Linked DNA regions of Homo sapiens: region 1 is linked to region 2. A link is a loop called in an ENCODE intact Hi-C map of the cell type or tissue named here. Cell type or tissue: heart left ventricle. All regions are shown on one strand. Each heading gives the region's core, and the rest is flanking DNA. Links, peaks and the distances in the headings are about the cores only. Region 1 has its middle 73 kb from the start of SLC28A3-AS1. Region 2 has its middle 140 kb from the start of SLC28A3-AS1.

Region 1 (12,280 bases), core at 1,851-9,850, 64 kb before region 2:
GGCATGGTTGTGGGCACCTGTAATCCCAGCTACTCAGGAGGCTGAGGCGGGAGAATCACTTGAACCTGGGAGGCAGAGGTTGCAGTGAGCCAAGATCACGCCACTGCACTCCATCCTGGGCAACAGAGCAAGACTCCATCTCAAAAAAAGAAAAAGAGAAAAAAAATGTGCTATCTGCTTAAGGATTTCTCATCCTGATTTTTAAATATTAAGTAAATGCTCAGCAATGTTTATAGTTATTTTGAATAGTCACTACCTACTGTTATCAATTAAGAGGGGTATTTCCAAGTGATTACTGGATGTTGTAAACTCAGTGGTTTTAGAGTGACCACATGAAATGGAAATTATAACCAGCTACACTTGGAGACTTTTGTATATATAGGTACACTGGGACAGAAGTGAGAAGCTCACCCATATGCAGGCTTTTCCACGAAGGTCAGAGAGGAGTGGAGAAAACGGGGATATGAGATTGATGGTATCATACACAAGAGACTGGAGAGGTCAATGGATGAAAGAAGGCTGTGGGCAGAAAGCAGAAAGAATGGGATACCATAGGATGCTAGAAATGTATTACTTTAGGAGCTACCAAATCAAATGCCTCCAGGGATTACACTTATGAAAAAAAGACAAGTGGGCCAAGGGAAATTATAAGGTGAACTGAAACAGATAGGCCTCAACCCAAAGGCATTTAAGCTCATTTTTTTTTGTTTCAAGATGGAATCTCACTCTATCACCCAGGCTGGAGTGCAGTGGCATGATATCTGCTCACTGCAACCTCTGCCTCCTGGGTTCAAGCGATTCTCCTGCCTCAGCCTCCTGAGTAGCTGGGACTACGCCCAGCTAATTTTTGTATTTTTAGTAGAGACGGGGTTTCACCATATTGGCCAGCATGGTCTCAATCTCCTGACCTCGTGATCCACCCGTCTCAGCCTCTCAAAGTGCTGGGTTTACAGGCATAAGCCACCACACCTGGCCTAAGCTCAATTTCTAAAAAAATAATGAATGTCAACCAAAACAGAATCTATGAGCCAAATTCAGCTTGCCAGACTGACTTTTGCATTAAACAATAGCTATGTCAATAGTTAGCTGTAGTGGCAGAGAGTATAGACTCAGGAGCCAGACTATTTGGATCAAATCCTCCTCCACCACTTACCAGCTGTGTGACCTTCAGCAAGTGGCTTCACATCCTAAGCCTCAGTTTACTCAGGTGTACTATCAGGGAAGGAACTACACTTGTTCACAGGTAGGGGTGATCATATGCCCAGGTGGGCCTAGGACGGTCCTGGCATATAGAATATTTTTATAATGATTAGAATAATTAAAAGAATAATTATTAACAGTGTCCCTTTCACTGTCAAAACTGTCTGACATATAGGGTCATGGGAGGGTTAAAGAGATCATAATCTATGTAAAGTACTGACCATTGTGCTTAGGATATAGAAGATGCACCCAAAATAATTGACAATAGCTTCATGTAAGACTAGTTCTGTGCAGAATTAGGAGGGGAGAGAAGTTTGTCTTCAGAGTTGTCCTAGGCCCCAGCCTCATGCTACCCAGATTCCTTCACATTGGCATTTCACATGTGCCTGGACCTTTCTTAGTGACCTCAAAAAGCTGTCTCTGATCCACTCTTTCAGGACTCCCCTTTAGGGTTCAGCAAGCTGATCTCCCAGACAGACTAGTCCAGGCCTTGCCAGGTTCCCAGGAGATTTATGTACTGCTCTTCCTAGGTAAGTTGAGATGAAAAAGGATTAATGGGGACTTCAGGCTGGTAGAAGGAGATGCTTTTGGGTAGCTTTCAGTATTTCTTCAAACAACATTACACTAACAGCCCCTTGTGAACTTGAAGCCTACCTTGATTTCTCCAATCTATTGTATATATATATATTTTATATATATATATTTTTATATGTATAAAAAATAGATTGGAGTATTTATATATAGTATATATAAAATAGAGTATATAATATATATTATATATATTACATAATTATATATTATATATAATATTCATAGCCATTCATGAGGGATCCACCCCCATGACCCAACATCTCCCACATTCAACATTGGGATCACATTTCAACATGAGATTTTGAGGAGGCAAATATCCAAACCATATCAGAAGGTTTCTCCACTCTCATGTCTCATGTATAGGCTGGAAAAGCTGGGGGCTGCTTGAGCATCTATCCTCAAGCATCCTCTCCACATGGCTAGGCTGGGTTTCCTATGCAGTATGGTGGTCTCAAAGTAGTTGGACTGGTAGTAGGTGGTCCGTGCATTTCCCCAAGAGGGAATATTCCAGGAGACCCAACAGAAGCTGCAAGGCTTCTTATGATTTGGAGGTTAAACTATGTCAGTTCCACCATATTCTATTGGTCAAGAGCAAGTCACGGGCCAGCCTAGATTCATTAAGGTGGTGGAATAAGTTCCACCTCTCAGTGAAGAATGGCTTGTAGGGAAAGAAAGAACTTAACAGTATTCATCTTGGAGATAAACTACCATACCATCCACCCATCTCTCTCCACCTTGTTATGAATGGAATTCCTAATGGATTCAAAGTAACTAGAAGAGAGGATTCTGAATGCTCTCACCACAAAGAAATGATAAATGTTTGAGGTGACGGATATACTAAATACCATGATTGGATCATTGCATAGTGTATACATGTATTGAAACATCACCCTGTATACCATAAACATGTACAAGTATTATGTATCAAATAAAAACAAACAAAAAATAATGAAATGGAAGACTTAGAAAGTAGCATCTGACTAAAATTTCCTGAATGATCAGTCTTACATTTTTAAAAATTGTTATTATATCAATAATATCTGTTCATTATTAAACTAGCAAATAGAAATAAGTAAATAAAAAATAAAAGATTTCCATGACCCAGAGAAAATCATTCCGAGGTAGGTATGGGTAAAATTAACATTTACCAGATTAGAAAGCCTGCAGACGTGATTTTTCAGCTCTTCCCCTTAAATACCAACTTAGTGCAGGAAAGCACTCAATGTTACCCAACTTAGTTGAACAGGCAAAGAGCCAGCCCCCAGATGTCAGGAAAAATATAGGGGCTTAGCAATTGAATGGGATGGAGGAGACAAATGATTTGAGCAGATGCCACGTTGAAGTTGTGAGAGGAAACATCTGCTGTCCCATTTGCTAAGGTATTTGGTAATCAGGAAGATGGTGTAAATGCACAAACGGAGCAACATGTATTGATATGCAGAGCATGAACACTGATGTCAATGTTTTGTAGCTAATTAGACGGCGAGTGTTACATTGTGTCTCTAATTTTACAGAATGAAAGCAGAATGTTCCTCTCCATCAGAGTTTACTGGCAATTTTCAAGCCGAGTGTGGCCTCATTCCCATTCGTCTGACAGCATAATGAGCAGCAATGAACCACACAGTAACCAAGCCTCAGTTCCTTACATTATACAGCCCAGATGTCCAGGCTTCATTAGTTTTAAGTGTCATAATAAAGTCACATTTCTTTGTGATTAAAAAGTGATGGTGCCTCGGGTTCCCACTGACTCGGCCTGAGGAAGTCCAGTTCTTCTACCAGCTTCCTCTTCACCAGCATTTCTGGGAATCCCAAGGAATCATTTCGCTTGTCAGGATGCTGTTTTCATGGCTCACTGCAGCCTCAGCTACTGGGGAGGCTCTGGCTGCCGGTGGTGGCTCCCGGGGGGTCCCTGGATCTTCCTCTTTCCAGCTGCTGTTTTCTGCTGTACCATTCTGCTCCCCAAAATGGACTCCTCTGACTTCCCATCATTGAATGCAGAAACCAAGCCGTAAGGTTTAAAAGGGGTCTTATGGGGGGTTGGAGTTTGGAGTTAATTTAAGGGAGTTACAACAAAAGAGAGAAACAGCTGGATAGCAGATCGATTCTCTATGGTTCACAGGCAGTTTCCCTTGCTTGCCTCCTCTTTGCCTGATCCTCTACACACATCAAATAGATAGTCCTAGCTTACCATTCCCACTAGAGGCGAACTCAATACTGTTCTATTCAGCATCTGGACCTCAACCTCCACAAGAGCGCAAGACAGGCGAACTCCCCGCCCCCCCTCACCCTATTCCAGCCTGAGACTTGCCTCCTGAACCCTTTTCTGGTCCCAGGTCCTGCTGTTTTACAAAGCTGATTGACAATGGCAACGTCCTTCAACTGGACATTATTTCCAGGAATCCTATTCAGTCTTCTGTAACATTGCTGTGAGATCCAGGTTTTGGTGTGACCAAACCCAGTGTGACGGAATGCAGTGCTTCTCACCCTCTTCTCCAGCGCGACCCACCTTACAGCTGTCTCAGCTCCTGCCTGTCATGAGCAGCAGCTTAATATTCACACACACACACCAGACACACACACTCGCACACATCATATACACACACCACACACATCCTACACACACACCACAACCCCACACACACACACCACCCCACACACACCACACACACACCACCCCACACACACCCTCCACACACACCACCCCACACACACACCGCACACACACACACCACACACACAATTCACACACACCCTACAACCCCCCACACACCCCCCCAACCACCCCCCACACACACAACCCCACACACACCCCACACACACCCCACACACAACTCACACATATCCTACATACACACACCACAACCCCACACACACACCACATACACCACCCCACACACACCACACACACACACCACACCACACACACACCACACACACACACCTCACACACACCCTACACACACAACCCCACACATACACCACACACACACCACACACACACAACTCACACACACCCTACACACACACAACCCCCCCCACACACCACCCCACACACACCACACACACGCCACACACACTCACCTCCCAAGAACAAGCAAGAAGCACAGAGATTGGAATTCTTACAAAGAAAAGCAATGCTTCCTGCCACTACCAAGCTAAAAAGCACCAACCACATCCACAGAGAGACTCATTAGAACACCCACCCATTACTATTGTCCAGCAGACCCCCCAAGGCGGGACTTCAAGGACTGAACTTCAGGAACCCTAGGCCCAGGCCTTTGGGTAAGTTCCTAATGTTCACATCTTCCACAAGGACAAAGCAGGGGTTCTTGCTTCCTGATTAAACATTCACTGTGATGGTGTTCCCAAATAATAGCGCAGACTGCTTGAAAGGTAAATTTAAACCTGTAGGGTAAACGCACCTGGCAGCAATAGCTTAAGCATACCCTTGGACTGACTCTGCATGGAAGGTATACCTGAAGGTGCATTCCAAACTATGGGATCGGGGAACAGCCAACCAGGAGAGTCGTTCCTTATCTATGAGGAGCAACTGAGCCCCTAGCCCACCCGTGGGACACAGGTCTTACAGAGAACTGAGACCCTGAATTTTGGCTTAAGTGAAGGTTATAAAGGGGAGGTTGTTAGGGAGAGGGTGGTCAGTGAAAATTCTACATAAACTGCATGTTATTTGCAAGTGGTTATGGTTTTCCTGCCCAGCCCAATGCCACTGGACTGTATGTAAGGCAGATATCTTGTCCAGCCCACTGCCACTGGACTGTTTCTGCACATAAAGCAGTTATCCCATTCAGCCCACGGCCACTGGACTCTCTCCCCTGTATGGAAGCCCCTAATAAAACTCCATCTCCTTTGCTGACTCTCGGTCTCTTCTTTGGCATCTTGATCCCGGTGCCTTCCCTATTGAGGCTAACAGGGGTTCAGCACTAAAAACCTCATCCCTTGGAGAAGGAAAATTTCATCCTGGAAGCTTAAAATTGTACGGCTGTTATGTTCAGCTCATATCTACCTCTTAGAGAGAGAGAGAAAGAAATGGCCTTTCTCACTTATAAGCTTAAAATATAAACAAAACAAATGTATTCCAACTTGATCTATATTAACTCTCAGGGGCTGGTCCCAAAGAAGAGGAAAGTTCCCATAAAAACAATTGGGGGGCACTTTTTCGGAAACAATTTCTTATTGATACATAATAAATATACATAGCTTCAAGGTACATGTGATAATTTAATACATTTATATAATTTGTAAGTTTGATCAAGTCAGTGTAGTTGGGATAACCATCACTTTAAACATTTGTCTTTATGCTGGAAATAGTTGAATTATTCTCTTCTAGCTATCTTGAAAGGTAAAATGGCTTATTGTAAACTATAGTTACCCTACTGATTTATTGAACACTAGGTTTTATTTCTTCAATCAAACTGTATATTTTCACCCATTAATCAACTTCTCTTCATGCCCTCCTCCTCATTACCCTTCCAAGCCTCTGGCAACCATTATTCTACTCTCTGTCTTCATGAGATCCACTTTTTTAGCTCCCACATATGAGTCAGAACATGTGGTATTTGTCTTTCTGGGGAAGCATGTTTTTTCCCCTATTTTTTGGTGGGGGGGCAGGCACATTTTTGAAAGGTGTTGTTAGACCACCCAGCTAAGAAAGGTACCTTAAGGACCAGACATCTGTCCAACACAGGGGAGCTTTGGATTTTTACTGCCTGTTCACCTGACTTAACCCCAGTGTTCTCTCATGGACATTTGCACCTCATTGGGCACTCCTTCCTCTCTTCTCTTCTCTTCTCTTCTCTCTCTTCTCTTCTCTATTCTCTTCTCTCTTTCCCTTTCTTTCATTCTTGTTCTCACTTCCTTTTCCTCCTTGTGTATAGACAGTTCTATTAACTAGCTGAAAAACATAGCTGTCCAGCTAGTGAGTAGGTAGGATCCCTGCCTCACCATAAATTCCTGAGCCTTGAAGAAACAGCAGGGCTGCCAAGCCTGGAGGTACCATGTAAGCTAAGATGGTAGGCATGGGAGAGGTACCTGGATGACAAGAGGCTCACCCTCCAATGCTTGGCAGTGAGTAAGACCCCAGGACCTTTTTAAACCGGAGGTGAAAATAAAAAGCTCTAATAATGACCAACATTGAGTTTTCCACCAGAAGAAAAACTTGAGAGAATTAAGAAAAATTTAAAAATAAAACCTTTCTTACACACCAAATCCATAATCTGAGAAGCACATGGAATTACTTTTGCATGTCCTCTGTGCTCTCCAAACTTTGAACCTACCCCCAAATCAAAATCATCAACCCATCCTGATGAAGACCTGGGACCAGTCCGGGTTCTGCATTAACAAATGATATCATTTTTGAGGTTCTCAACGCCTATTTTGTGCATTGTGTTGATAACCTGCTTTCCCTAGCTGTTTTCCCTGAATTGCTACAAATTAGGAGCAATTACAGATAAAGAATGTACATTCTTTTTTTTTTTTTTGTTAATGGACTATTTTTTAGAACAGTTTTGGGTTCACAGCAAAATTGAATGGAAAGTACAGAGAGTTCCCATATACCCCTTAGCCCACACATGCACAACCTCTCCCACTGTTAACATCCTGATCCACAGTGGAACATTTGCTACAATTGATAAAGCTGCATGGATACATCATTATCACCCAAAGTCCCTAGTTTACATCAGGTCTTGGTGCTAAGCATTCTGTGGGTGGAGACAAATTGTATAGTAGCATGTATCTACTATTATATCACCATGCAGAATCATCTCATTGCCCTAAAAATCCTCTGTGCTACGTTTACTCATCCCACTCTCCCCCCAGTCCCTGGCAACCACTCATTATTTTACTGTCTCCATGATTTTGCCTTTTGTAAAATGTCATATGTTTGGAATCATATAGTATGTAGTATATTCAGATTGTCTGCTTTCACTTAGTAATGTGCACTTAAGTTTCCTCCATGTATTTTCATGACTTGATAGCTCTTTTTTTTTTTTTTTTTTTTGAGATAAAGTCTCGCTCTGTTGCCCAGGCTGGAGTGTGTGATCTCGGCTCACTGCAACCTCCACCTCCCGGGTTCAAGCAATTCTCTGCCTCAGCCTCCCGAGTAGCTGAGATTACAGGTGCCCACCACCACTCCCAGCTAATTTTTTTGTATTTTTAGTAGAGATGGGGTTTCACCATCTTGGCCAGGCTGGTCTTGAACTCCTGACCTCGTGATCCACCCTCCTTGGCCTCCCAAAGTGCTGGGATTACAGGTGTGAGCCACCGCGCCCGGCCTGATAGCTCATTTCTTTTTAGCACTGAATAATACTGCATGGTCTGTATATACCACAGTTTATTTATTCATTCACTACTGAAGGCCATCTTGATTGCTTCCAAGTTTTGGCAATTATGAATAAAACTGCTATAAACACTTGTGTGCAAGTTTTTGTGTGGGCATAAGTTTTCAGCTCATTTGGGTAAATACCAAGGGGCATGATTACTGGATCTTATAATAAGACTATGTTCAGTTTTGTAAGAAACTGCCAAACTCTCTTCTAAAATGACTGTACCATTTTGCATTCCCATCAGCAGTGAATGAGAGTTTCTGTTGCTCTACATCTTCACCAGCATTTGGTGTTATCAGTGTTTTTTATTTTCACCATTCTAATAGGTGTACCATGGTATTTCACTTTTGTTTTAATTTGCAATTTTGTAATGACATATGATGTTGAGCATCTTATCATATGCTTATTTACCCTCTGTATATCTTCTTTGGTGAGGTGCCTGCTCAGGTCTCCTGCCTATTTTTTAATTAGTTTGTTCATTTTATTATTGTGGGGTTTTAAGAGTTCTTAGTGTATTTGGATAACAGTCATTTATCGAATATATCTTTTGCAAATATTTTCTTCCTGTCTGTGACTTGTCTTCCCATTCTCTTGACTGTGTCTTTTGTAGAAGTTTTTAATTTCAATGAAGTCCAGTTTACCACTTATTTCTTTTTCTTTCTTTTTTTTTTTTTTTTTTTTTTTTTGGAGACGGAGTTTCACTCTTGTTGCCCAGGCGAGAGTGCAGTGGTGCAATCTCAGCTCACTGCAACCTTTGCCTCCCAGGTTCAAGCGATTCTCCTGCCTCAGCCTCCCAAGTAGCTAGGATTACAGGTGTGCACCACCATGCCCAGCTAATTTTTTGTATTTTTAGTAGAGACAGGGGTTCATCATGTTGGTCAGGTCTTGAACTCCTGACCTCACGTGATCCACCCACCTCAGCCTCCCAAAGTGCTGGGATTACAAGCATGAGCCACCATGCCTGGCCAATTATTTCTTTTATGAATCATGCTTATGGCACTCTATTTAAAAAGTTATCACTATACTCAAGGCCATCTAGGTTTTCTCATGTGTTATCTTCTAGAAGTTTTATTGTTACGCATTTTACATTTAGGTTGATGATCCATTTTGAGTTAATTTCTATGAAAGGTATAAGTCTATGTCTAAATTCTTTTTTTTTTTTTTTTGCACTTGGATGTCTAGTTTCTCCAGCACTGTTTGTTGAAAAGACTATCTTTCTTCTATTGTACTGCCTTTGCTCCTACATCAAAGATCAGTTGACCGTATTTGTATGGGTCTTTTTCTGGGCTGTCTATTCTGTTCCATTGATCTATTTGTCAATACCACACTGTCTTGATTACTGTAGCTTTATAGTTAGTCTTGAAGTCAGGTAGTGTCAGTCTTCCAACTTTGTTTCTTCTCCTTCAATATAGAATTGACTATTCTGAGTCTTTTGCCTCTCTGTACAAACTTTCCAATCATTGTCTATAACCACAATACAGCTTCCCAGGATTTTGACTGGGATTGTGCTGAATCTATAGATCAAATTTTAAAGAATCAACATCTTGATGATATTGAGCCTTCCTATCCATGAACATGAAAGATCTCTTCATTTATTCAGTTATTATTTTATTGTACATATTTTGTTAAATTCATATCTTAGTATTTCATTTTGGGGAGTGCTCACATACAGTCAGCCCTCTATATCCTCAGGTTTCCATCTGTGATTTCAAACAACAGAACAAAAAATCAAACAAGCAGATCAAAAATAATTTTTTTTAAAAAAGTACAAAATAAAAAATAATACAAATTTAAAAAGCACTACAGTATAATAACTATTTGCATAGCATTTTCATTGTATTAGGTATTATAAGTAATCTAGAGATTATTTTAAATATACAAGAGGAAGTGTGTAGGTTATATGTAAATATTACACCATTTTATATAAGGGTCTTGAGCATCTGAGGATTTGCTAACATTTTGTCAAAGATTTTTCCATCTGTATTTATGAGATATATTGTTTCGTAGCTTTCTCGTAACGTCTTTGTCTTGTTTTGATATTAGAGTAATGCTACCCTCACAGAATGAATTAGGAAGTTTTTTTCTGGGGTTTTATCTTCTGAAAAGGATTGTATAGAATTGGTATGATTTCTTACTTAAATATTTGGTAGAATTCCCCAGTGAATCCATCTTGTCCTGGTGTTTTCTGTTTTGGGAAGTTTTTAACTATTGATCCAATATTTTTAATAGATATAGGCCTATTCAGATTGTCTGTTTCTTCTTGTGTGAGTTTTAGCACATATGTCTTTCAAGGAATTTATCCATTTCATCTAGGTTGTCAAATTTGTAGGCATAGAGTTGTTCATAATATACCTTTATTATCCTTTTGATACTCATAGGATTTGTAGTGATGTCCTTTCTTTCATTTCTGATATGAGTAATTTCTGTCTTCTCTCCCTCTCTCTTGCTCTCTCTCTCTGTCTCTTCCCCCCACCCCCTCTGTTTTAGAGACAGCGTCTTGCATGCTGTTCAGGCTGGCCTCAAACTCAAACTCCTGAGCTCAGGTGATCCTCCCACCTCAGCCTCCAAAATAGCTGGGATTAAAGGCTTGCATCACCATGCCTGGCCATTATCTTTTCTCTTTTTTTCTTAATTAACCTGGCTAGAGACATCAATTTTATTGATCTTTTCAAAGAACCAGCTTTTGATTTCTTTTCTCTATTGATTTCCTGTTTTTAACTCCATGGATTCCTGCTGTAATTTTTATTTCTTCTGCTTACTTTGGGATTAATTTGTACTTCTTTTTTTAGTTTCCTAATACGGAAGATAGATTATTGATTTTAGATCTTTTTTCTAATATATGCATTCAATGCTATAAATTTCCTGCTAAGCACTGCTTTCTCTGCATTTCACAAATTTTGATTTATTCAGTTATTCTATTTTTACTCTTATTTAGTTCAAATTATTTTTTAATTTCTCTTGAGATTTCTTCTTTGATGTATGTGTTATTTAGAAGTGTGTTGTTTCATTGCAAGTGCACAGAATGCAAGAGTTGAGGCTTGGGAGCCTCCACCTAGATTTCAGAGGATGTATGGAAAAGCCTAGATGTCCAGGCAAAAGCCTGCCAAAGGCCAGGCACGGTGGCTCACGCCTGTAATCCCAGCACTTTGGGAGGCCAAGGTGGGCGGATCACGAGGTGAGGAGATCGAGACCATCCTAGCTAACACGGTGAAACCCCATCTCTACTAAAAATACAAAAAAAAAATTAGCCAGGTGCGGTGGTTGGCGCCTGTAGTCCCAGCTACTCTGGAGGCTGAGGCAGGAGAATGGCACGAACCCGGGAGGCGGAGCTTGCAGTGATCCGAGACCGCGCCACTGCACTCCAGCCTGGGCAACAGGGCGAGACTCCGTCTCAAAAAAAAAAAAAAAAAAGACTTCTAAAGAGGTGTATCCCTCATGGAGAACCTCTATTAGGGCAGTGCAGAGGGGAAATGTGGGATTGGAGCCCCCATACAGAGTCCCCACTGGGCCACTGTCCTCCAGAACCCAGAACGATAGATTCACCAACAGCTTGCACCCTGCACCTGGAAAAGCTGCAGGCACTTAATGCCAGCCTATGAGACCAGGCACAGGGGCTGAGTCCTGTAAAGCCACAGAGGCAGAGCTGCCCAAAGCCTTGGGAGCCCACCCCCTTCCACCAGTGTGCCCTGGTTGTGGGACATGGAGTCAAAGGAGATCATTTTGGAGCTTTAAGATTTAATGGCTGCTCTGCTGGGTTTCAGACTTACGTGGGGCCTGTAGCCCTTTTCTTTTGGCCAATTTCTCCCTTTCGGAATGGGAATGTTTACCCAATGCTTGTGCCCCCATTGTATCTTGGAAATAACTAACTTGTTCTTTATTTTACAGGCTCATAGGTGGAAGGGACTAGCCTTGTCTCAGTTGAGACTTCAGACTTTTGAGTTAGTCAATGCTGGAATTAATTAAGACTTTGAGGGACCGTTGGGAAGGCATGATCGTATTTTGCAACGTGAGAAGGATATGAGATTTGGGAGGAGCTGGGGTGGAATTACATGGTTTGGATCTGTGTTCCTACCAAATCTCATGTCAAATCGTAATCCCTAATGTTGGAGGTGGGGCCTGGTGGGAGGTAACTGAGCCATGCAGGTGAA
Region 2 (12,280 bases), core at 1,376-9,375:
ATTCATTCAATAGCAACAAATGTTTATTGAGCAAATCCTTGGTGTCAGGTATTGGAGATAGAGCAGTGAACAAAATAGACATAGCTCCTGTGTTCACAGAAGTTACACTGTAGTCAGAGGTGATGGGGCAATTAATCAAATAATTGCTTAATTGGCTTTTAAATTATGCTTTTGGATACAGATAAGCACTATGATGAAAATAAAAGTGGGTTCTGTGATACAGCCTAAGCAGCAAGGACAATCATAGCTGGTCAGGGCAGGTTTTTCTGAGGAAGTGACATTTGAACTAAGGCCTGAATGATGAGACCTAGGAAACACTCATCCATGTAGCTTCTCTATAGTTGCAACTTTTTTAATTGAGGCAAAATGTATATTGAGGAAAATGCACGTATCTTAAATTGATAATTGAATGCGTTTTGCTAAATGTACACACCTGTGCAATCCACCATCAAGATAAAAAAAAATTTGCATTACCCCAGAAAGTTATCTTTTTTCCAGTTTTATTGAGGCTTGCTTAACAAATAAAAATTATATATATTCAAGGAGTACAGTGTGCTGTTTTGATTACCCCAGAAAGTTCCTGCATCTGCTTCCCAGTCATTCCCTGCCCCACTCTCAGGGCACCCACTGTTGTGACTTTTATCATCGTAGCTTAGTGTTGCCTCTACGTTAACTTTATAAAGTGGAATCATGCAGGATGTGCCCTTTGTTCCTAGCTTCCTCCTTCAGTATAATGTGCTTGAGACCTATCCATGTTGTTATATATATCAGTAATTTGCTCTTTTTGTTGCTGAGCCATATTCCATTATAAAACTAAACCACAATTTGTTAATTCATTCTCTTATTGACAGTTATGCAGGTTGTCTTCAGATTTTGGCAATTATTCATAAAGCTGCCATAAATATTCTTTGTTTTTCTTTTGAGACAGAGTTTCGCTCTTGTTGCCCAGGCTGCAGTGCAATGGTGTAGTCTCAGCACACTGCAACCTCTGTTCCCAGGTTCAAGCAATTCTCCTACCTCAGCCTCCCATGTAGCTGGGATTACAGGTGCCCACTACCACGCTAGGCTAATTTTTGTATTTTTAGCAGAGACGAGGTTTCACCATGTTGGTCATTCTGGTCTCAAACTCCTGACGTCAGGTGATCCACCTGCCTCAGCCTCCCAAAGTGCTGGGATTACAGGCGTGAGCACCCAGCCTTTCCTGCCATAAATTTCTTATACAAATTTCTTATATAGTCTTGCTATAGATGTATTATTTTATTTCTCTTGGGTAAATATCTAGGAGTAGAGTTGCTGGCTCATAGGTAGGTGTATGTATAACTTTTTTAAACAGGCAGACAAAAGGCTTTCCAAAGTCATTAATAACACACCCTGTTCCCACCTGCAAATTATGAGAATTCCAGTTGCTCCACATATTTGCCAACGTTTGTGTTGTCTGACTAATTTTAGCTACTTTTAAAATGTGGTCACTCACTGTGATTTTTAATTTGCATTTCCTGATGACTGATAACGTTGAACACCTTTCATATGCTTAGTGGCCATTCTTATTAGTTTGTTTACAGAGTGTCTGTTCATGTCTTTTGCCTATTTTTTTTATTACATGGTTTTTATTTTGTTACGGATTTGTAGAAATTTTTAATATATGTGGATAAATGTCCTTTCTCAGATATGTCTCCACCCCCACATCCACCATATGTGGCTTGCCTTTCATTTTCTTAATGGTACTTTTGATAAGCAGAATTTGTAAAATTTTCACGATGTCCAATACATCAATTTTTTTTATGTTTGGTGATTTCTGTGTCTTCTCCAAGAAATGTTTACCTACCCAAGTTTGAGAAGACTTTATTTTTATTTCATGAAAACTTCATAGTTGTAGTTTTTCCACTTAGTCTCTGATCCATCTTGAACTAATTTTTGTGTGTGGTATGAGATAGGGATTAATATTCATATTTTCATATATTTATCCTGTTGTTCCAACATCATTTGTGAGAAGATTATTCTTTCTCTACTGAATTACCTTGGCACCTTTGTAAAGCTCAATTAGCCACATACGCATGGGTCTATTTCTAAACTCTATTCTGTTACATTGATTCATATGTGTATTCTTACACCAATATCACACTTAATTACAAAGTTAGAGAATACTTTGAAATCTGGTAATGTGAGACTTCTAACTTTTTTTTTTTTTGAGACAGGGTCTCATTTTTTCACCCACGCTGGACTGCAGTGGTGCAATCTTGCCTCATTGAAGCCTCGAACACCTGGGCTCAAGCAATCTTCCCACCTCAGCCTCCTGAGTAGCTGGGACTAAAGGCATATGCCACCACACCTGGCTAATTTTTTTTTTTAATTTTCTGTAGAGATAGGGTCTCACTATTTTGCCCAGGCTGGTCTCAAACTCCTGGGCTCAAGCTGTCTGCCCACCTCAGCCTCCCAAAGTGTTGGGATTACAGGCATGAGCCACTGCACTTGGACAAGTCCTCTAACTTATTTTTTCTTTTACAAGATTGTTTTGGATATTCTAAGTTGTTGAATTCTTACATAAATTTTAGAGCATCACTTCCGCTGTACTGTATTGGTCAAAGCATTCATAGAGCAGCCCAGATTCAAGGGGGCAGAGAGGAAACGAATCTGTCTCCTAATGGAGGGATGGCATGAATACACAGAGAGGGAAGGAATTGATGGTAACTACTTTTCAGACATTCTGCCATCTAGCCACAATAATTTGCATCCCTGCCAAAAGTCAAATACACTAACCCCCTTCAAAGATCTCCAAAATCTCATCTCATTATAGCATCAACTCAAAGTCCATGACCTCATCGCCTGAGCCCCAATGAAGGCAGAACTGCTCAGGTGCAACTCCTTGAGTACAGTTTTGCTCATTAGAACTATGATCTACATGACAAGTTATCTGCTTCCCAAACTCCCAACTTACAATGTTGCTGCAAGGAAAGATAACCACAACAGACACCAATGTTCAGAAAGGAGGGAAATAGGCCCACAGCAGTCACTGGTCCATAGAAAGTAGCCATATGAAATTAACTCTCTGTGCCCTCCTGCCATTTCCCACACACACAGGCCCCAAATGCTTGTGGCCAACCTAGAGCAGAGCTTTACAATGAGTGTGCCACAGTGGGAGCCACGACCGTGTCACAGGGTGCTGCTGGCCACCTCCAACTTGGGGCACCTAGTCTAGTGTTTCTCAAAGGGCAGCCCCAGGGAAGTGGGCCCTGGTGGGGGAAGTACAATGAATGACACAGAGACACGCAGACTTCTTGTCCCATTGTAATAGGATGTGAGAAACCAAAGAGATGCCCTCTCACCTGGCTCAGCAGCCCCTTACAGCACACCTCTGTCCCCAGGGGCAGGGGCTGCTGCAGCCGCTGGGGAATAGGCGGCAGGTCTGGGAAGGCTAAGCTGAGGCTACTGGCACACCCGTCAGGTATGGCCCCAGGCTTTGTCTTCACATTGCCTATACTTCTACCCATTTTTGGCTCCCGTGCCCTCTTCTTCATGGTGCCTGAGCACTAACAGAGCTTCATCATTATCTTGAAAAACTTGCTATGAAAAATTTCTATCAGACTTGAAATCCATTCACACTACCACAAGAAATTCCAGTAACATATTTGTCAATGAAAGCAAAGAATGAGCTGTTAGATTCCTTAAATAAAATTTTAATTGTAAATTTTAGAATGGTTTAAACATTAAACCATTAGATTTAAATAAATTAAACATTTTAAATCCCTGGCTTGTGCAAAGTATAAATAGTGACTACTGACACCTTGAAAAGATTGCCATAAAAAAAAATCTTCATCAGGATTTCCTCACAGATATTTTAAGATTATAAATTAATATTACAGCTATGTTCTTATTCAGCAATAAAAATGAATGAGGTACAGATACATGCTACAACATGGATGAACCTTGACAACATTACACTAAGAAGCCAGACACAAGAGACCATGTATTGTATTATTCCGTTTATGTAAAATGTCCAGAATAGGCAAATCTGAAGAAACAGAAAGGAGACTAGTAGTTGCCCAGGGCTGGGGGATGGAGGGAATGTGAGTGATTGCCAATAGATACAATTTTTCTTTCCGGGGTGATAAAGTGTTCTAAAATTGACTGTGGTGATGGACACATAACTGTGAATATACTAAAAACCATTAAATTCAGGAGACTGAGGCAGGAGAATCGCTTGAACCTGGGTAGCAGAATTTGCAGTGAGCCGAGATCACGCTACTGCACTCCAGCCTGGGCCGCAGAGTAAGACTCTATCTCAAAAGCAAACAAACAAACAAAAATCATTAAATTGTATACTTTAAATGAGTGAGTTGTATGGTGGGGGTATTCGTTTTCTGTGGCTACTGCAACAATTTACCACAAACGTGATTGCTTAAAACAACAAAAATTTATTCTCTCACAGTTCTGGAGGCCAGAAGCCCCACGGCAGCATCAAGGTGCTGGCAGGGCCCCTCCCGCCTCTTCCACCTTCTGGTGTCTGCTGTCAATTCCAGGCTTATAGCTGTGTCATTCCAATCAGACAGCATCTTCCAATCTCTCAGCTCCGTCTTCACAAAGCCTTCAGTGTGTATCAAATCTCCCTCTTGAAGGACACAGGTGACTGCACTTAGGGCTTACTCTTGTAATACAGGATAATATTCCCATCTCAAGATTCTTAACTTTATTATGCTGTAAAAACCCTATTTCCATATAAGGTAATAGTCACAGGTTCCAGGGATTGGAATCTGATATCTTAGGGAGTGGAGGGATCATTTTTCAGCCTGCAAGAGTATGTGAATTACATCTCAATAAAGCTATTTTTAAAAACAGGCACAGTATAATATATAAATTAGTATACATTTAAAAAGTTATATTCATGTTATAGATTCAAGAAGATTTGAAAGACATACCAATCGATCGAAAACTTTGTTTTGATCTTGAATTGACCCAAACGGATCAACAGTAAAAGACATTTTATTGAGGCAAATGAAAAAAATTGAACATGAACTGGATGCCAGATAATACTGAGAAATTATTTTTAATTTATTGGAACTGAGAATGGTATTTTGGTTATTTTTAAAGTCCTATCTGTTAGAGATTTGCATTTTAGTGTTTTCAGATGAAATGAAGTGATTCCTGGGATGTGCTTTTAAATATTCTAGGAAAAAAAAAAAAGGAGGATGAGGTAGATGAAATCTGAAAGGCAAATGTGGATAGCCGTTTAATCTGGGTCCTGGCTATGCGCAAGAGGCGAGCTGGTCATTATGCCATTCTCTTTATTTGTATCTGTTTGAAATTTTTCCATAATAAAAGTTACATTCGTGGAAACAAGCTCAATTTTCTCATTTAAAATTTTGAGCAGATTTTATTTGGAAGTTTAAAACACATACAATTTCTTCTAATACTTCATACATATTTTCTTATAATTCTATAACATTAAAAACTGCATTTAATTTTTAAATAAACCTCACAGAGACGCTCTGAAATCCCCTCCAGTTTTACCCCAAATGCTCTTGAAATCAGGTCATTTTCTGTGTGCCCTGACGGAAAAGGTTGGAAAGGCTCGCCCTAGAGAAGCTGATTTTTTGCGAAGGGCGGATAAATACAGGTTTTCAAAATCTTCCGTTTCCGAAAATGCGCAGGGCGCTCGCTCTCTTCCTCTTCAGCATCTTTTAAAGCGCTTTCAGAAAACAAAACGCTTGCGATTGAAGCAGCGCCCGCAGCTGCAGCGCGGGTTTCAAATGCCCCACTATTTTGAAAGAAGACCCGCACACACGCTCTTTGTGTTCTTTTTTGTTTGTTTGTTTCCCAAAGGAAAAGCTAAATCCACCCCAGTGTTTTCATACATTGAAAATGAAAGGCTTGGGGGCTGCCATCGAGCCGACGGAAGAAGACATTTGGCAGAGAAGGCCCCTTCGGGGCTTTCGTTTCCCCCAAACCCCAGTCAATTCGCACCGTGCCTGCCGGGACGCGGCCATCATCGGGGACTTGAGCGAGGACGCGAAGCCGTGCCCGTCCTGGCGGGGCCGCTTTGCCTGGGGAGCCAGGTGTAGGGTGCAGAGTGCTGGGGGCGGACCGGCGTGGAGGGCGTGGAGACGGCAGGTGTCTGCGGCTCCTTTGCAGCCATAAAATCGACCGGGGCTGCAGCCGGCTGGGGCGCACCCCCTCTCCAGACCCCCGGATGCACCCCGCAACCATGCTGCCCATCATTCCTCCCCTGGTGCTTAAGTATTTGCTTACCTCTGAATTTGGTTGTTGGTTGGCTGTTTGACTCACAAAGTAAAAAAGTTTCAAAGAGAACCAGAAAGGTATCCCTGGAAATTCCGTCTCTCAAGGTCCCAAGCCTAGCTTTCCCATGGAGGAAACCAGCGCTACCAGGCTCTTTGTCACCCTTCTAGATATTTCTATGCCTATACACATGTGTATACACATGTATTCAAGTAATCACACACATTCTGCCCCCACTTCCAAATGCTTGCACCACACACACGCTGAATGTTCTTAACATCTTGTGTGTCTTACCTTGTATTTTTACCCTCAAGTTTGTATTGTGGAGATTATACCCTCTCAATATAGAAAGGGATGGCTTGCATTGGGTTTTGATTATTCAATGCTTTTTTAAGGCTATGTATTTCCCAGTATGGATGTATCATAATTTATGTAAGCAATTCCATATTGATGTGTATTTGAGTTGTTTCCAGAGTCGTGCTATTCCAAGCAAAGCTGCCATAGATTTTGCAAACCCTCCAAGCTTTTATGCAAGACTACTCTAGTTTCCTTTAAAAGAAAGACATACACACCATGCTTACATAAAAAGAGAAGGCAACAAAAATCCCCTTTCCAACACACTTAGAATCTGACATTCTTTTAACAGAAGTAGCTGCTCCCCCGACAGAATCAAAACAACGCGGTAAGGATTCGGGCTGTAGAGCTGGCTCCCGTCTCATAATTCCTACTCCCATCTCAACAGATGGCTTTGTAGACAAACCACTGAGGCTCCAGGGTATAAGGATTTCTACCAAGGATATGTTTTCCTTTACCCTCTGACCCTGAGCCAGTTCATAGAAAACCCAGCTTTATTGTTTTTGCAGCCTTTCTTCCCTCAACAAACATCAAGGCTCTGCCTCCATTCCAAGCTGGCATTTCTCCCAGAAAATTGCTCCAGTGTACCTCACGCCTGCCTGGCAATGAATGCAAGTCAAGAAATTGCAAGCAAAGACCTTTAGACAATAGAAACGAAACCAAAGTGCCAGGGGACAAAAGAACGGGAAAGAGACCACTCATAAGGGAAGTGAAAGTGTTAGGCCTTGCATTATCATGTCGTTTGTCCAAATCACCTTTTGCCAACATTCGACCAAATCAAAAGGGGCCACAAGTTTCTCTCAACAACAGCCAAAAGAAATTCATCCAATAATCAAATTCCTCCAGCAGCAAGAAAGAATATCTCATGGTCACACACACACAATGTTTAATTCATTTGGGCAGATTTGGGAGAAAATGAGCTTAAATTAATAAAAAGTCAGGATGATGGACTACTTAAGGAATACAAAATGCAATCCTGTGAGCACTGAACTAGGGCAAGTGCACCATCCACAGAGCTGACCTTAAGAAAATATGCTTTATATGAAAACTGACGTGTCTGAAGTCTTTAAAAATAGTTTATCCTATAGAGCAGATTGAACATTTCCATATGAGGTTCTTCTTAATTTGAGTCACCAGACATCTTTCCTGCCCATTTTATATTAATTAATTCATGTTCCAAATCTGAAAATGCATATGGTTCTATTTTAATGCTTCGATACAGCAAAAACACAAATACTTCAAACACCCTAAAGACAGCCTTTTACTAGTTTGGAGGCTGTTTCTGCATGAAAAGTTAGCACAGTCATGCATCGCTTAATGAAAGGCATGCATTCTAAGAAATGCATTGTTACGGAATTTTGTCATGTGCCAACATCATAGAGTGCACTTTTCCAAACCTAATTTTATAGCCAACTACACACGTAGGCTAGATGGTACAGCCTATTTCTCCTAGGCTACAAATCTGTACAGCATGGGACTGTACTGCATACTGGAGGCAACTGTAACACAATGGTAAGTATTTGTGTATCTAAACATAGAAAAGGTACAGTAAACACATGGTGTTATAATCTTATGGGACTATATTATAATCTTATGGGAACATCATATATGTAGTCTATCAGTGACTAAAATGTTGTTATGTGGTGCATGACAGTATTGCAATTATGTGTCTTACTAAGGGGGTAGTCAAGGCTCAGAGACTGACCCAGCTGCTTTCCTAAAGGCTACTCAGGACAAGGGCTTTGTTATTAGACAGTGCTATTAGACTGGATGTACTTTCCCCAGATTGCTCAAGCTTTCATCCATAGTAAGTGATTATACACTGGGCTCCTTTGAGTTTAGGTACATGGAATGATGTCATGTCCTTGGCACAAGATAGCGCTGTCCTCCTGCAAGAGTTCACACCAGCTTGCAGTGGGGTAAAGTGGGGGCAGCAGAGGGAAGGAACTCAAGGACCTCAGAGACCTTTGGGCCCACACTTTTCAGAAGCCTTCTGAAATGGCAGAGCAAGTCAGGACCTGCCAAGGTATGATTCAGAATTGCAGCACCCCAAAGCTAGCAAGAAACTTGTAGGTCACTAACTCACCCCAGCCCATCCCCCGAAGCCCAGTAAGGGCTATACAGTTGGGTAAAGGCAGGACCTGGGCTAAAACTCAGGTATGTTCTTTTTTAAAGAGATAGATCTGGCTATGCTGGCAGGCTGGAGTGCAATGGCTATTCTCATGTACACTCAGGGCTCACTGCAGCCTCAAATTCCTAAGCTCAAGCAATCCTCCCAACTGAGCCTCCCGAGTAGCTGAGACTACAGGCACGCACCACCACACCTGGCTAAACTCAAGTATCTTGACTGCCAGATTGGCAGCCTGTCTCTTACAGCAGTGCTTCTCCAACTTTAACATGTGTATGAATCACCTGGGGAGCTTATTAAATGTAATTCTGATTCAGATCGAGGGTAGGGTACGAAATTTTGCATTTTGAATAAGCTTCCTGTGATGCCAGTGTTGCTAGTGGAGGACTAATTCTCTGAGAAGCACATTATTACATCTCCATTCTTAACATTTCTCAATCACAGAAAAATCCAGAAAACAGTCCCTCCTGCACTGCCTGGGATCTGAAGAAAGACAGTCATTTTCTTAATCTCTTTTTATTATTATTATTATCAAATTGACTTCAAACAATTAAGTCCCAGCCTTCTCCACTGGAGAGGTCCCTGAATTTCTGCCTAGCCACTTAGTGGGAAGGGAAAGAAAACTGTAAGACTAATATTCCCATCCTTTCTATCAGGTGAGTTTCCATCTAAAGCAGCAGCTCTCCAAGTGTCATCCACAGACCAACAGCTTCACCCAGACTCTTGGTAGAAATGCAAATTTTAAAACTCTAGGAGTGAGTCCCAGAAAGATGTGTTTTAACAAACCTCTCCAGGTGATACAGATACAGTCTCAAGTCCAAGAATCAGTGAGGTAAGACTCATAGCCAAGAGCAGCCAATCAGTGCTTGCAGCTCTGTATCAAGGAAGGGGATTGTATCCAAAAAGTGCTCGCAAAACAATCATCCTCCAGCTCCAGGACATGGACCACTTTGGAGCAAAGAATTGTATATAATCATAACCCAAACCAATGAGTCTGCATGATTATGTGGCCCACCCATGGTGTCTCTCTTCATTGAACTCAAAGATTCCCGAAGCATCAAAAAAGACACTCAAATTTGCTCCCTCAAGGGTTCCTGTCCTTCAGGAAGTACAACCGTAGTGTCCTTGGAACCACGTGTGTGGTCATAGCCCTCTCTGCCTCACACCCCTGGGTGGAGTGCTTTATATACCTGGCTCTCTCCACCAGATAAGATGACAGCTTCTTGCCATGTTCATCTGTGTGTGTGTGTACACGTGTACCCGTGTGTATGTGCCCGTGTGCCCGTGTGTGTAAACTCCTCAACTATATGTTCTTGGAACAGACACCATCTCAAGCTCCATCCTGTCAAACAGGCTGGGACACCAGCAGGTGAAGCTGATGCAGCCGACCTGTGTTCTGCCATGGTAATATTATGGAAATCCTGTAAATATAATCCCACACCTTCTACCGTCTATGCACCTCCCTCATTTTTTAAAATGAGAAACAATAAGAAAACCTCGTGAAAATGTTTGCTGTAACTTTTAAGCTTAATAAGCCCAGCCCTAATAGAACATTCGCTTCTTTGTCTGGCATATAAAGTTGTGATTCATCTGTACGCAATTCCACCTTGTTTGTTATACTGTTGCCATGACAACATTTTTCAAGTACCAAGTAAATTGTGGAAGAGCACATACAAACAGCACACTCCTATAGGTAAATACTTCATTACTATCTGCACACACATTTCATTCACTGCATCCGCTCTCTCCTATCTCAATAAACGCAGCTCTATTTACATCCAGTTTTTGAATTCTTTCCTCCCAAGGATATGTGAAAGCTTTGCTCCACCTGAAAAAGTCTAAATCAAAGACGATTTGGGTTTGAATATTTTAAAATATTTTTCTTTTTCCACAGTTATTCTGGAGGGGCTATCGACACAACAGAAGTTTTAAATATCAAACCAAGAAGTTAATATCCAAAGTTCTCTCCAACCCAAAGAGCAGACATTTCTGCCTTCCATCTCCATGCAAACCGCACAACACCCAGACACCAGTGGTGGACTTTGAGAGTTGACATCCTAGTAGTTTACATGCTTGTTGGGCATTTGTGTACTTATAGCCATACGAGCTCTAAGCCCCAAGTGGCCAGGATGTCTGTATCATATCTTGAGATGTGCTTAGATACAGATCTGTATCTCATCTTCACCTCTCCCATATCAACCAATGCAATGGTTCCATGGATAGATGCATTGGAATCATTTGGGAGCTTTCAAAAGTAGATTCCTGGGTGCCATACCTGGGAACTACGTTCTGAGTAGGTCTATAAAATGGCCATAAAAATTGTCCTTACTCAGAGGACTGTTGTGAGAATTATATGAGATCAAAAATGCACATAAGGCTGGGCGCCGTGGCTCACGCCTATAATCCCAGCACTTTGGGAGGCCGAGGCGGGCAGATCAAGAGGTCAAGAGATCAAGACCATCCTGGCAAACATGGTTAAACCCCATTTCTACTAAAAATACAAAAAAATTAGTTGGGTGTGGTGGTGCGTGCCTATAGTCCCAGCTACTCGGGAGGCTGAGGCAGGAGAATCGCTTGAACCCGGGAGGCAGAGGTTGCAGTGAGCCAAGATCGCACTACTGCAATCCAGCCTGGTGACAGAGCGAGACTGTGTCTCAAAAAAAAAAAAAAGGACATAAAGCCTGTAGCCCTAGGCTTGGCATTATAGGCAATTAATAACTGACAACTGTATTTATTGACAGTAAAACATTAATGTTAATAATGAAGGACTACATGGGTAGGATCATAATGAAATCTGATGAAGGACCCCTGTTTGATAGTAAAGTGCTTGTAGGAATGTATTAGTCAGTGTTCTCTAGAGGGACAGAACTAATAGGATAGATGTATATATGAAGGGGAGTTTATTAAGGAGTATTGACTCACACGATCACAAGGTGAAGTCCCACAATAGGCCATCTGCAAGCTGAGGAGCAAGGAAAGCCAGTATGAGTCCCAAAACTGAAGAACTTGGAGTTCGATGTTCGAGGGCAGGAAGCATCCAGCACGGGAGAAAGATGGAGGCCAGAAGACTAAACCAGTCTGCTCTTTCCACATTTTTTTGCCTGCTTTTATTCTGGCCACACTGGCAGCTGATTAGATGGTGCCCACCCAGACTGAGGGTAGGTCTGCCTCTCCCAATCCACTGACTCAAACGTTAATCTCCTTTGGCAACACCCTCATAGACACACCCAGGAACAATACTTCGCATCCTTCAATCCAATCAAGTTGACACTCAATATTAACCACCAGAAGGAATGCATACCCCAAGCCAGGACACTTGCGAGAGTGGAAGAGAGTGAGTGCTGTTAACAATTATACCAGGACCACAAGCATAAACCAAAAGGTCCTTGGCAAAAGGGATGTGTGATGTTCCTACCACAAATCCTTCTTTACAGTTAACACACCTGGTTAGGTTTCCATGGATAGGGCTGGCTGTTTGATTAGGTTAACAGCTGATCGTATCATCTCTTTGGATATGGTGATACAAATATAACATCCTGGCATGGGCTTTTATACTCTGCAAAAATG

The links. Peaks named below come from ENCODE experiments on the same cell type or tissue, not always from the same donor. Only the 100,000 strongest peaks of a DNase experiment are listed, where the experiment ranks them.
Region 1: a loop joins it to region 2, with 3 times the contacts of the local background. A loop is called at or near these places in 1 of 110 quality-filtered maps.

The regions. Positions count from the first base shown.
Region 1 is chr9:84,198,706-84,210,985 of GRCh38, reverse strand. No RefSeq gene overlaps it. Among named protein-coding and RNA genes, the nearest start is that of SLC28A3-AS1, 73 kb to the left of the region's middle. RefSeq lists a silencer at 4,478-4,772. In heart left ventricle, for the core only: no CTCF peak of the experiment used is centred there; no DNase peak of the experiment used is centred there.
Region 2 is chr9:84,134,385-84,146,664 of GRCh38, reverse strand. No RefSeq gene overlaps it. Among named protein-coding and RNA genes, the nearest start is that of SLC28A3-AS1, 140 kb to the left of the region's middle. In heart left ventricle, for the core only: no CTCF peak of the experiment used is centred there; DNase peaks (open chromatin) are centred at 5,694 and 6,014; H3K4me3 peaks cover 865 bases; H3K27me3 peaks cover 3,572 bases.